2 separate regions of the Homo sapiens genome follow, and region 1 is linked to region 2. A link is an interaction called in ENCODE POLR2A ChIA-PET data of the cell type or tissue named here. Cell type or tissue: GM12878. All regions are shown on one strand. Each heading gives the region's core, and the rest is flanking DNA. Links, peaks and the distances in the headings are about the cores only.

The links. ChIA-PET counts read pairs that join two places held together with the same protein. Peaks named below come from ENCODE experiments on the same cell type or tissue, not always from the same donor. Only the 100,000 strongest peaks of a DNase experiment are listed, where the experiment ranks them.
Region 1: POLR2A ChIA-PET joins it to region 2 with 5 read pairs; 2 of 35 experiments call an interaction of 5 or more read pairs at or near these places.

Annotation. Positions count from the first base shown.
Region 1 is chr12:121,283,276-121,289,160 of GRCh38, reverse strand. All of the region lies in intron 1 of CAMKK2 (calcium/calmodulin dependent protein kinase kinase 2), which reads left to right. Among named protein-coding and RNA genes, the nearest start is that of CAMKK2, 10 kb to the left of the region's middle. RefSeq lists an enhancer at 5,478-5,885. In GM12878, for the core only: a CTCF peak has its summit at 492; no DNase peak of the experiment used is centred there.
Region 2 is chr12:121,682,533-121,690,914 of GRCh38, reverse strand. LOC105370034 (a long non-coding RNA gene) reads right to left here. Exons shown (of 3, transcript XR_001749356.2): 2 at 1,644-1,847; 3 at 213-675. Among named protein-coding and RNA genes, the nearest start is that of MORN3, 17 kb to the right of the region's middle. RefSeq lists an enhancer at 2,961-3,947. In GM12878, for the core only: a CTCF peak has its summit at 3,669; a DNase peak (open chromatin) is centred at 3,844; H3K4me3 peaks cover 383 bases; H3K27ac peaks cover 660 bases.

The sequences.
Region 1 (5,885 bases), core at 1-4,000, 400 kb after region 2:
AGGAGGTGACGGAAACGGGGCAGAGTGGGGCGCCCTGGCTCTGCAGGCTCGACCCTTCACCCAGCCCGCTCTTTTGGTTGGGGTGGGGTGGGGGGATTGGTGCTGGTGACAGGCTATACCCTGGGGAACTGAGAAATACTGGGACTTGGTTCCTGTCCCAGGTGAGTGGTCTCAGAGCCTTTTGGAAAAGATGAACAATTCTGACATCCTTTCCCTTTTGAAAAGGAATGAAAGAAAATGAGAAGATTCTGTAGTGCCCCCACCCCCACCCCACCCCATCCTGAAAGCTGCTGAGCAACTATTTTTATGTTGCCTCTTTTTATCCTGGTGGCTTCTGTAAATAGTTGAGAGATGGCAGTTGCAGAGATAAAAATGCTAATCCCAACCTGGAAAAGAGAGGGATGGTGGTCCTCGGAGGAAAGGGGGGTGGGAGTCAGTGGGGAGGCCAAGGTGTTGCCCCTCTGCCCACGTGGCTTAGGCATGAGGCAGGAACCCAGCGGGTGGGGTAGGAGCATTGTGGGTGGTGCCTGAGAGAAGCTTCTGTTAGAGAAGTTTAAATGGGGAACCAGTGTTTTGCGGGGGCCAGGGTGCAGAAGGGAGAGCACACTCCCTTTTTCATTTTTGAAATGTGCTTTGGGGTATTGCCTTCAAGGCTTCTGGCAGAGAAATATTTTATTCGGTTCATCCTGGACAGTTCTGCCCTCTAGGTCCAGGTGTGGGGACGTTGGGCCCCGCAGAGCTGCAGAGCTGGCTCCCTGCACTCTTCTTGTCCCTCAGCTGAGGAGGCTTGCAGCTAGATTTAGCATGATGTCCAAAAGGTGGGGAGGAGGGAGGGAGAGGGGCCGTGGGTAGCCCAGGCACCGATGCCTGTGGGTTTCGAGCTGGCCCTCTCCATCTCTGATTTGCCAAGAGCATGCTGGGTAGAAGTCTTTTTCTTGTTCATTACAAACTGAAATTCCAGTTGTTTTCCAACCTCTTCCTTTGGTTCAGTGAAAGATTGAGAGGGATGCAGTGGGGGAAGAGGAAGGAAGGAAGATGGTTTCTACACTTTATTTCCAAATACCTCCCTCCTCTAAACACATACCCAAACTCACCCACACATTCGTAAGCTCCTCACACTTCAAGGCTGGGGCCACCCATGCACACCTGGTTTTATTTTTATTTATATTTTTTAAATTTAAAAATTTTCGAGACAGAGCCTTTCTCTGTTGCACAGGCTGGAATGCAATGGTGCAATCATAGCTCAGTACAGCCCCAACCTCCTGGCCTCAAGGGATCCTCTCACCTCAGCCTCTGACGGAGCTGGGACCACAGGTGTGCAGCACCACACTTGGCTAATGTAAACATTTTTTTGTGTGGTGATGGGGTCTTGCTGTGTTGCCCAAGCTGGTCTCGAATCCTGGCCTCAAGCGATCTTCCTGCTTCGGCCTCCCAAAGCACTAGCATTATAGGCGTGAGCCACCACTGTACCTGGCCCACAGCTGGCTTTAGATGTCTGACTGCGTGACTGGGGCCATTCTTTCAGTGATATTTCATTACTGACTAAGTAATAGCTGCCTAAGAATTCTTAAGACAGTTGGCCCTGGCAAGCAGCAAGACAGGGGAACTGCTTACTCTGTGAGTATCCAGGGCCTCAAGGGTCACTGGGCTGCAGGGCAGGCCACCTGGATCTCCTCCTGGCCCAACTGCGAGCCTGCTGGGCTGCCTGGATGAGGTCATCTCAACTTCTCTGAGTCTCGGTGACTCCATCTGCAGCCTCTGTTGCGCTGATTGCAAAAGCCATGTGAGAATGTGCTCTTATGACACATGGAAGCAAGGATGTGAAATGATATGCATACGCTATTTTTAATTTTGTAAAATGTGATGCATATGGACAAGGGCTAGAGGGGAAGATGAAGAGTTAGCACGGCAGGATTAGAGATTTAAGAGATTTCGTTTTAAAATAAATTGAAACCAGCTAGGCACAGTGGCTCATGCCTATAATCCCAGCACTTTGGGAGGCTGAGGCAGGTGGATCACTTGAGCCCAGGAGTTTGAGAACAGCCTGGGCAACATGGCAAAACCCCATCTCTACCAAAAATACAAAAAATTAGCCAAGTGTGGTGGTGTATGCCTGTAGTCCCAGATACTTGGGAGGTAAGGTGGGAGGATCACCTGAGCCCAGGAGTTCGAGGCTGCAGTGAACTATGATTGCACCACTGCATTCCAGCCTGGGCAATAGAGTGAGACCCTGTCCCCAACCGCCCCGCCCCCCAAAAAAAGGAAGCCAACTGAGGGTCGTGAATTCAGTAACTGCCAAAGTTCTTTCTTGGCAATAGCTTCTATATAGTGAGCATTCACACTTGTGCCCTCCTGAAGCACTCAGAAGCTGGATGATTGTGAGCAAGTCAGCCAGGCTCTCTGTGCCTCAGTTTCCCCACTGGTGGAACAGGGATAATAGCAGGACCTATTTAGCCAGGCGTAGTGGTGCGCACCTGTAGTTGCAGCTACTTGGGGGGCTGAGGTGGGAGGAATGCTTGAGCCCGGGAGATCAAGGCTGCAGTGAGCCAAGATTGTGCCACTGTACTCCAGCCTGGGTGACAGAGTGAGACCCTGCCTCAACCAAACCAAATCAAACCAAACCAAACCAAACAAAACAGTATCTATAACTCATAAGGTGGTTGTGACAGTTAAATGAGATGATGCAGGATTAGAAGAGTGCCAAGCACTCAAGAAGGCTAACCATTAGTATCACTGCATCTGCAGCAATGCGATTCTTGTGTTGAAAATGCCAGTTTCTTCTCCTCTCCCTGTTCATCAGCCCTTCCCTGCCCCATCCTTGATGTTTTAAGATTAAAAGAAAGAGAAAAGCAGTGTTGGAAGTCAAGTTGCCTGTCAAGGTGAAGGCTGTCCAGGTTGCCAGAGGCCTTGTAGCTGCCTGGCAGTTTGGCCTGGATGAGAGCCCTGGGGTGTAGGGAGACAGCAGCTTCCCTGTCAGTCAGCTCTGTCATTTGTAAGTCAGGGCCCTTGACTGTAAATGATGGAAAACTAATCACGAAATAGCTTAAGCAAAAATGGAAATATGTTGGCTCATGTAGTTAAAAATTGAGGTACATGAGCTTCAGGCATGGCTGAATCCAGGTGCCTAAACAGTGTCTTCAACCTCAGCTCTTTTCCATCCATTACCTCTCTTCTCTCTTCTTAGACTTCATTCTGAGGCAGGGTTCTCTCCAGCCCCTGGTAGCTTTAGGAATATATCCTCTGAGCTCTAGGTTCAACAGAAAGGACATTCTTTCTTTTCAACACTTCCACAAAATCACAGAATAAGACCCAATAGACTGACTTGGGTCACACATCTACTCTCTTTTTTGAGACAGGGTCTCGCTCTGTCACCCAGGCTAGAGTGCGGTGGCATGATCACGGCTCACTGCTGCATCAACCTCCCCAGCTCAAGCGATCCTCCCACCTCAGCCTCCCTAGTAGCTGGGACTACAGGTGTACGCCACCATGCCCAGCTAGGTTTTTTTTGTATTTTTGTAGCGATGAGGTCTCGCCATGTTGCCCAGGCTGGTCTCAAACTCCTGGGCTCAAGGGATCTGCCCACCTCAGACTTCCACAGTGCTAGGAGCACAGGCGTGAGCCACCATGCCTGGCCCACACATCTACTCTGTTTCTTTTTTAGATAAGGTCCTGCTCTGTTGCCCAGGCTGGAGTGCAGTGGTGCAATCTTGGCTCACTGCAACCTCCCCCTCCCGGGTTCAAGTGATTCTCGTGCCTCAGCCTCCTGAGTAGCTGGGATAACAGGCATGCGCCACCATACCTGGCTAATTTCTGTATTTATAGTAGAGGTGGAGTTTCACCATGTTGGCTAGGCTGGTCTCGAACTCCTGGCCTCAAGTGATCTGTCCGCCTTGGCCTCCCAAAGTGCTGGGATTACAGGCGTGAACCACTGCGCCCGGCCTCATATCTATTCTTGAGTTACCCACTTGACCAGAGCAATTGATAGCCAGCTGGCCAGGCTTGAGTCACATGCAAATCTCTGAAGCTGATGGTGGGGTCAGCCCTGTAGGGCCACCTCTCATATGGAGGGATGGCTTCCCAGACATAAATTGGGCTGCTGTTATCAGACTAAAGAAACTTCAACTCTAGGCCAGCTAAAGAAAGCTTCTGACCTTCTGAGTGGCCTTGGGACAGAAGAAATAAACAACAACTTCTAGTCAGTATTTACTGAGTGCGAGCAGTGTCCTAGAAAGTTCTAGGCCCGGGAATTCAGCTGTAAACAAGGAGGCCAAAGCCACAGCTCTCATGAGTTAGTCATGTCCATGTCCCTGTGCCCAAATCCTGTGCATTTCTCCTCCAAGCACTTTGAGACCCTGTGCTTTCGCTCTCATCTCTCTCAAACACAGGTCGAGGTCCCAGCAAGGCAGAGGAATGGGCTGCCTGCCCAAATCCCTTGTTAGAGATTTTGGTCCAGCCTGGACTTTATTCAGGACGCAATATGTGGACATGGCAGGGCTATGCCTGTAATTGTTGGCCCCTTCCTGAAAAACTCAGCCCGGCCGGGTGCGGTGACTCATGCCTGTAATCCCAGCACTTTGGGAGGCCAAGGCAGGTGGATCACTTGAAGTCAGAAGTTCGAGACCAGCCTGGGCAACATGGTGAAACCCTGTCTCCACCAAAAAACACAAAAATTAGCTGGGCATGGTGGCGTGCCTGTAATCCCCAGCTACTTGGGAAGCTGAAGCAGGAGAATTGCTTAAACCTGGGAGGCAGAGGTTGCGCTGAGCCGAGATCACACCACTGCATTCTAGCCTGGGCAACAGAGCGAGACTCCATCTCAAAAATAAGTAAATAAATAAAAATAAAAATAAACAAGAACAACAAAACTCAGCCCAATTGTCGCCCTGCCTAGAACCACTGCGTGACTTTGGGCAAATCAGTAAATCCTTCTGAACCTTCATTTTCCTCATTGGTGGAATGAAATGGTCAGAGCAGGTGACCACTGATGTGCACCTGTCTTTGCACTGACATTCAGTGACTTGAAAGCAGGGGCTGCAGACTCAGACACCTGTAGCGGAGAGGCAGGGCATGAGATGTGGGCCGAGGGGAGGGCGTGGGCCGTGGCAGGCAGCCTGTCCTCAGCTTTGGAGAGGCACTGGGAAGTGGTGAGGACTGTGGCGTGCTGGTGAGTGTGTCCCCTGCCCAGAGCTGCAGCGAGTGGTTGCCAGGATAGAACACAGGCCCAGTGCTATCAGTGTGCAGTTCTTCAAGAAAATCTGTAAATTTGCACTTTTATCTGAAATCTCCTGGCTCTGAAATGTTGGCATCTCATTCAAATGGTTATTTATTTATTTATTTATTTATTTAGCGAAAGGATCTCATTCTGCCACCCAGGCTGGAGTGCAGTGGTGCAATCATAGTTCACTGCAGCCTCCAACTCCTGGGCTCAAGCCATCCTCCCGCCTCAGCCTCCTGAGTAGCTGGGACTACAGGTGTGAGTACCATGCCCAACTAATTTAAAAAATTTTTTTTGTAGAGATGGGGTCTCACTATGTTGCCCAGGCTGATCTTGAATTCAGCATCAAGTCATCCTCCCACCTCGGTCTCCCAGAGTGCTGGGATTACGGCCATGAGCCACCACTTCTTCAGATAGCTTTGAACCTGGTGTAAGGCCAGTATATCGGTGGCCAGATGTCACACAGGAGTCATCATTTGCAACGTTTTTGTTCTAGGGACTATGATGAGGATGGGGTCTCTGAGGCCTGAGATATCTCTATTGCCATCTGACAAGGGAGGGCCTTTGTTTTTGCGGACTCAGTTGTTTCAGTGGCCCCAAATTAAAGAGCGCTGAAGGAGAGAGCCAGTTGTAACAGTTGGTGTCACTGGATCTGATAACCCTGCTTAGC
Region 2 (8,382 bases), core at 1,766-5,765:
TCACTGCAAGCTCCGCCTCCCGGGTTCACGCCATTTTCCTGCCTCAGCCTCCTGAGTAGCTGGGACTACAGGTGCCCGCCACCACGCCCGGCTAATTTTGTGTATTTTTAGTAGAGACGGGGTTTCACCATGTTAGCCATGATGGTCTCGATTTCCTAACCTCGTGATCCGCCCGCCTCAGCCTCCCAAAGTGTTGGGATTACAGGCATGAGCCACCGCGCCTGGCCTCATCCAGGTGACTTTTTTGGGGGAGGGGTTGTTTTTGAGACAGGGTCTCGCTCTGTCACCCCAGCTGGAGTGCAGGGGCACAATCACAGCTCACTACAGCCTTCAATTCCTGGGCTCAAGTCACCCTCCCACCTCAGCCTCCTGAGTAGCTGGGACTACAGGCGCATGCCACCATGCCCAGCTAATTTTTGTATCTTTTGTAGAGACACAGTTTCACCATGTTGCTCCAGGCTGGTCTCAAACTCCTGGGCTCAAGAGATCCACTCACCTCAGCCTCCCAAAGTGCTGGAATTACATACATGAGCCACTGTGCCCAGCCACACGTGGTTTTTAAGAGATTTCTGTAGGAGTTGGGATCTTCCACAATTGTGAGATCTGGTTAGACAGTCTCCATAACGCTGGGTCTCTGTGTCTGATGCTGGAGCCTGAAGTCTGCAGGGCAGGCAGCTGAGAACAGAAGATGGATGTAAAGTAGGGAAGAGCAAGAACGATCTGGAACCCATGAGCAAGAGCTGAAATCTACAAGCACAGACTGAAACCTAGGTCAGTCCTCATTGTCCCCAACTTTGATGGCATGGGTGTCCTGCAGGAAACACTGGTGCCCTTAGGCAGGGAGCTGGCTCAGGGGTCACAGCAGCCAAACAAGGATCCAGGGGCAGGTGGACCCACCGCAGGCAGGTAAAGGACAATGTTCAGGAGATGCAGAAGTGGCTGGTGACTCTGCCCCGGCCTTCCAGGCATCAGTAAGAGTATGGCTGCTGCTCTACTTCCACACACCAAATCTCATGCCACAGAAAATTGCCCTTTATGGCCCACCCAACCAGAAAAACATAGAAAAAGGAATTCTGGGAAATGCAATTCAACTAGCCAAGCTAACACATTACCAAGCCAGTGACCATGGTTTCTTGGGATAGCTTGGGGGTGACGTATCAGTGTTCTACCATGAGCAAACCTACCTGCAAGGGCTGAGAGCTGAAGGAAGCTGACAAACCTGGTTTCTCAGAAAGAAACTTTTTTGTTTTTTAGAGACAGAGTCTTGCTCTGTTGCCCAGGCTGGAGTGCAGTGGCACAATCATGGCTCACTGTAGCCTCAGACTTCTGGGCTCAAGCAATGCTCCTGCCTCAGCTTCCTGAGTAGCTGGGACTATAGGTGCACCGCAGCACACTTGGTTAAGGTTTTCCATTTTTTTGTAGCAATGAGGTCTCACCACTTTGTCCAGGTTGCTCTCAAACTCCTGGCCTCAAGCATTCCTCCTGTCTTGGCCTCCCAAAGCACTAGGATTACAGGCGTGAGCCACCCACCCAGTCTCAGAATGAAACATTTAATAGGGATTTTTGAACAAAAGCCATGTCTTGGGTGGCTGTGAGATGATGGATCCCTGCACCGTTAGCCCCCAGACCCAAGGCTTATATACCTAGGGAAAGAGTATATGTGCTTCAGAAGGAATATGTCATCAAGGTTGTTTTGACCCAAGGGCAGGATTTGCAGTAATTACTTGCTCTTCACAGTAGATAACGTAGAAATCTTAGAGGCATTCCGGCAACTGAGATTAATTAGAAGTCCACATGGTGGATAAGCTGGCAAGGTAGAGTTGCTTTAGCCTCCACAATCAGCCAACCTGCAAGTAAAAGGAAATGTAACCAAAAGTGCTTAACCAATAAGGAAAATTTACTATGTCACAGAACAATGGGTCCAATGACCTTACAGTGTTGTGAATGGCTCAGGAATGTCATTAAGGGTCAAGTTCTTTTTCTCTGCCATCTGCAGCAGGTTGGCTGTATTTCTCAGCATGTCACAGCCTCTATCACATCCTCACGTAACTATGTCCACAGCTGGGAAGGGGACTGTTTCTCTCATGAGGCTCTATTTAAGAGCAGGGGGCTGCATACAGTGGCTGATACCTGTAATCCCAGCACTTTGGGAGGCTGAAGCAGGAGGATCGCTTGAGCCCAGGAGTTCAAGGCCAGCCTAGGCAAGATAGCGAGACCCCATCTCTATAAAAATAAAAAATTAGCGGGCATAGTGGCACACGCCTGTGGTCCCACCTACTCAGGAGGCTGAGGCAGGAGGATCGCTTGTCTAAAAAGTCAAGGCTACAGTGAGCTGTGATCGCACCACTGCACTCAAGCCTGGGCAACAGAGGGAGACCATGTCTCAAAAAAAAAAAAAAATTATGAAGAATTTGAAAATGGGCCGGGCGCAAGGGCACACACCTGTAATCCCAGCACTTTGGGAGGCCGAGGGGGGTGGATCAGGTCAGGAAGCCTAAGGTCAGGTGTTCAAGACCAGCCTGGCCAACATGATGAAACCCCATTTCTACTAAAAATTAAAAATTAGCCGGGCATAGTGGCACACGCACGTAATCCCAGCTACTCGGGAGGCTGAGGTGGGAGAATCAGTTGAACCTGGGAGGTGGAGGTTGCAGTGAGCCATGATCACATTACTGAACTCCAGGCTGGGCAACAGAGGGAGACTCCAAAAAAAAAAAAAAAGAATTTTGAAATAGCAACAGGAGGGTATTAACCCAAGCACAAGGCCCTTCTGAATGCAGGGAACATCATATTAACTAGGTGTAGATTTTGAGTCCATTTAAGGGTTTCCATGTTGCTTTTTCATTACTTTTCTATGCTTTTTATGAGGGACATACGAAGCAGTTCATTCTTTTCAAAGCAGGTCCATTCTTGGTTTAGGGCTCTTTTTAAAAATTTTATTATTACCATTTTTTTTTTTGAGACAGAGTTTCGCTCTTGTTGCCCAGGCCAGAGTGCAATGGCTGCAGTGGCGCGATCTCGGCTCACCACAACCTCTGCCTCCTGGGTTCAAGAGATTCTCCTGCCTCAGCCTCCCGAGTAGCTGGGATTACAGGCATGAGCCACCATGCCGGGCTAATTTTGTATTTTTAGTAGAGACAGGGTTTCTCCATGTTGGTCAGGCTTGTCTCCAACTCCCGACCTCGGGTGATCTACCTGCCTCAGCCTCCCAAAGTGCTGGGTTTACAGGCGTGAGCCACCGCGCCCGGCTGATTCTTTTTTTTTTTTTAGACAGAGTTTCACTCTTGTCACCCAGGCTGGAGTGCAATGGTGCAATCTCAGCTCACTGCAACCTCCACCTCCTGGGTTCAAGAGGTTCTCCTGCCTCAGCCTCTCGAGTAGCTAGGATTACAGGCGCCCGCCACCATGCCCAGCTAATTTTTGTATTTTGTTTCGGCAGAGACGGGGTTTCACCATGTTGGCCAGACTGGTCTCGAACTCCTGACCTCAGGTGATCCACCCGCCTCGGCCTCCCAAAGTGCTGGGATTACAGGTGTGAGCCACCGCGCCCGGCTCAAATCTTTTTTAAATTGAAGGGTAAATTCTCTGTGTTCATATTCCCAGTCGTGACATTTTTTGGTCGAGTAACCTTGCTGCGGAGCATTGGGGACAGTCCCCGCCCCAAACTCGGCCACCAGCGCCTCCTCCGCGCTCTCATCGCCCTTGCCGCGTTGCAACGCGATCCCGCCCACTTCCGGCAGGAGCGTCCAGAGCGCAGGCCCAACTCCAGGGGTCCTTCAGCAACTGTCAACTGCTGACGTATGCGCATGTGTAAAGGGGCGGGTCTGGTTAATTGCGCGGGAGATTGTGGGTCCACTGAACTCACGCGACTGTCTCCGCCCACTTAAATAGGCGGGCGGAGCCGAGGGCCCAGTCTGGCTTCAGGAAGCGCAGGCGCATTGAGTACAGGAACGTGACTCAGGCACCGGGGCGACCTTCACGCATGCTCATTTAAATAAGGCAAAGAGCTTATTACACCAGCTCCAGGACCCGCCTTTCTCTCTTAACCAGCCTCTGGCTTTTAAAGGGCCAGAATTCCTCCGAATTATGGATTTTTTGGTTTGGGGTTTTTAAAATAATTTTATTTTATTTTATTGTGGTAAAAATACTTGACATGAGAGTATTTTTAAAGTGTACCATATAGTATATTGTTAGCTGTAGATACAACCGAATTGCTTTTTTATATTAAGCATTTATTGAGCACCTACTATGTGTAAACCAAACTTACATTGCTGTGTGCATTTTACAATTTTTCTCCTGTAATAATATGTAATAATTACGTTCATATGTATATTTTTGCATAAATTTATTCCTCCATCCCAGTGTACTATTCCTTTCTTTGGTGGCAATTCTCTCTCTCTTTTTTTTTTTTTTTTTTGAGACAAAGTTTCATTCTTGTTGCCCAGGCTGGCATGCAATGACGCGATCTGGGCTCCCTGCAACCTCCGCCTCCCGGGTTCAAGCGATTCTCTCCTACCTCAGCCTCCCGAGTAGCTGGCATTACAGACACCCGCCACCACACCTGGCTAATTTTTTTGTATTTTTAACTAGAGACGGGTTTTCACCATGTTGGCCAGGCTGGTCTCAAACTCCTGACCTCATGATCTGCCCGCCTCGGCCTCCCAAAGTGCTGGGATTACAGGCGTGAGCCACCGTGCCCGGCCCCAGCCTCTCTTTAAAATTATTTTTATTTATTATTATTTTTTAAGAGACGGGGTCTCACTCTGCCATCCAGGCTAGAATACAGTGGCGAGATCATAACTCACTGCAGCCTCCATCTCCTGGGCTCAAGCGATCCTACCTCACCCTCCCGAGTAGCTGTACTACAGGTGCGCATCACCACATCTGGCTTTTTTCTTTTCTTTTTTTCTTTTAAGATTGTGTCTCACTGTGTCTCCCAGGCTGGAGTGCGTAGCTCACTGCAGCCTCTAATTCATGGGCTCGAGCAATCGTCCTACCTCAGCCTCCCAAGTAGCGAGGACTATATAGAGACATGGTCTTGTTGCCCAAGCTAGACTGGAACTCCTGGCCTCAAGCGATTTTCCTGCCTTGGCCTCTCAAAGCACTGGGATGACCTGACTGAAGGCAATTCTCTGGAATGGGAGGCAATGTGGGGTTCTGGGCCGGTCTTCCCAGGTTAAGAGGCCTGCGACTGAATTTTGGCTCTTTCACTTCCTTGCTCTTTTACTGTGGATATGTCACCTAACTTCTGGGAACCTAACAGTTGCCTGCTTTTTATTTATTTATTTTTATTTTATTGTTTGAGACAGGGTCTCACTCTGTTGCCCAGACTGGCGTGCAGTGGCACGATCTTGGCTCATTGCAACCTCCACCTCCCAGGTTCAAGCAATTCTCCTGCCTCAGCCTCCTGAGTAGCTGGGATTACAGGTGTGCACCACCACACCAAGCTAATTTTTGTATTTTTAGTAGAGACGAGGTTCCACTATGTTGGCCAGACTGGTCTCGAACTCCTGACCTCAAGTGATCCACCTGCCTCAGCCACCACGCCCAGCTAATTTTTGTATTTTTAGTAGAGACCGGGTTTGCTGTGTTGGCCAGGCTGGTCTTGAACTCCTGACCCAAGTGATCCTCCTACCTCAGCCTCCCAAAGTGCTGGGATTACAGCGGTGAGCCACTGCGCCTGGACAGTTTGCTTCTTTTTAAAACAAAGATCAGGATACCTACCAATCTCACAGGATTGTTGCAAAAAGTAAATTCTTTAAAAAGTGTGTGTGAAGTCAGGAAGCTGAGGCAGGAGAATCTCTTGAACCCAGGAGGCGGCGTTTGCAGTGAGCTGAGATCGCGCCACTGCACTCCAGCCTGGGCGACAGAGCGAGACTCCGTCTCAAAAAAAACCAAAAAACAAAAAAAAGTATGTGAAGTGCCAAGTACTGTGCCTCATGCCAGCTATATATGTTGAACAAATAGTCATTAAGTGGAATTATTCAGTCAGAAAATGGTTTTATAGTTCCTGTAACAGTTCCAGATGGTTCTTCAGGAAGATTTACCTAATTGCGAGGATGGCTAGCCATGTGTAATGGTGTCTCTTTTTCCAATATCGCAGGCCATCATTTTTACACATTTTTCCTAGTCTAGACAGTATGTAATGGTATGGCAGGGTTATTTTAATTTTCATTTATTTAATTCTAGTGAGGCCATGCATTTTTCCTTGGGATGATTTATTAGCTTTATTTCTTTGCCTAACAACTATTTTCTAACACTGTAATTTTCACTGGCTTATCCCTGCAGACATGATGTTAGGTTTTGACAGAGCATGTTGTTGACCTTTTTTTTTTTTTTTTTTTGAAACGGAGCCTTGCTCTGTTGCCCAGGCTGGAGTGCAATGGCGCGATCTCGGCTCACTGCAACCTCTGCCTCCTGGGTTCAAGCAATTCTCCTGCCTCAGCCTCTGGAGTAGCTGGGATTACAGGTGCCTGCCACCATGCCCAGCTAATTTTTGTATTTTTATTAGAGACGAGGTTTCACCATATTGGCCAGGCTGGTCTTGAACTCCTGACCTCAAGTCACACTTTGAGAGGCCGAGACCAGGCAGGCCAGAGTGCTGGGATTATAGGCGTAGCCACCACATCCAGCCTGACCCTTTTTTTTTCTGGAGAAAGAGGGTTAGGGGGAGAGAGAGAAGCAAAAGGAAACTCTCCAAAGAAGGGATTGAGGCTACAGTGAAAACTCATCCCTAGAGCAGCTCTGTCCAGTAGAACTGGCGAGGGTGCCACAATGTCTGCATATGTCTGTCCCATATAGTCCAGCATGTGTCCACAAAGCACTTGGAACGCGGCTACTGTGACTGAGGAATTTTTAATTTTATCTAACTTAAATTTAAATTCAAATACAAGGGAGGGGACAGGCACAGTGGCTCACACTTGTAATCTCAGCACTTTGGGAGGCTGAGGCAGGAGGATCACTCTAGCCTACGAGATCGAGACCAGCCTGGGCAACACAACGAAACCTGGTCTCTACAAAAAATACAAAAGTTAACCGAGTGTGGTGGTACACACCTGTGGTCCCAGTTCCTTGGGAGGCTGAGGTGAGAGGATCACTTGAGCCCAGGAGGTTGAGGCTGCAGTAAGCCATGAGTACACCGCTGCACTCCAGCCTGGGTGACAAAGTGAGACTCTGCCTCACAAATAAATAAATAAATAAATAAATACAAGGGAGGCTGAGGCAGGAGTTCAAAGCTGCAGTGAGGTATGATCAGGCCACTTTACTCCACCCTGGGCAACAGAGTGAGCCCCTGTCTCTAAAAATAATAATATAAATACATAAATAAATAAATAAACAAACAAAAATAGCCACCTCATTGATGACACCTCATTTTCTTTTTTCTTTTTTTTTTTTTTTGAGACGTAGCCTCATTCTGTCGCCCAGGCTGGAGTGCAGTGGCACAATATCGGCTCACTGCAACCTCCGCCTCCCGGGTTCAAGCGATTCTCCTGCCTCAGCCTCCGGAGTAGCTGGGACTACAGGCGCTGGCCACCACGCCCAGCTAATTTTTGTATTTTTAGTAGAGACGGGGTTTCACCATATTGGCCAGGCTGGTCTCGAACTCCTGACCTCGTGATCCTCCCACCTCGGCCTCCCAAAGTGCTGGGATTACAGGCATGAGCCACCGTGCCCGGCCCAGATGGCACCTCATTTTCCTTTGGAAAAATAAGGGGAAAAAGGAGACAAAAAAAGGGGCCTACAAAGTCAACTCAGGAGTGTCCTCACACATATAGAAGGACTCGAATTTAGACTTTTGGCATTGTTCCGGAGAGAGATGGTCCCAGAGACTATTGGTTTTGACAAAATGCTGTGTTCAGTTTGTGAAAATTTATCAAGGTATACACTGATGATATTTCCACTTTTTTTTTTTTTTGAGACAGGGTCTCACTTTGCCACCCAGGCTGGTATGCATAGGCATGATTACTGGTCACTGCAACCTTCACTTCCTGGGCCTTGGGTGATCCTCCCACCTCAGCCTCTGGAGTAGGTGGGACCATAGGCATGCACCACATTGCCCAGCTAATTAAAAAAATTTTTTTGTAGAGACGAGATTTAGCCATGTTGCCCAGGTTGGTCTCAAATGCCTGGTCTCAAGCAATCTATCTGCATTGGCCTCTGAAAGTGTTGGGATTACAGGTGTGAGCCACCGCTCCTGGCCCCCCCCCTTTTTTTTTTTTTTTGAGACAGGGTCTTGCTCTGTCACCAAGGCTGAAGTGCAGTGGTGGGATCACCACTCACTGAAGCCTCGACCTCTCGACCTCCTGGGCTCAAGTGATCTCGCCTCAACCTCCTGAGTAGCTGAGACTACAGGCATGCACTACCACATCCAGCTATTTTTAA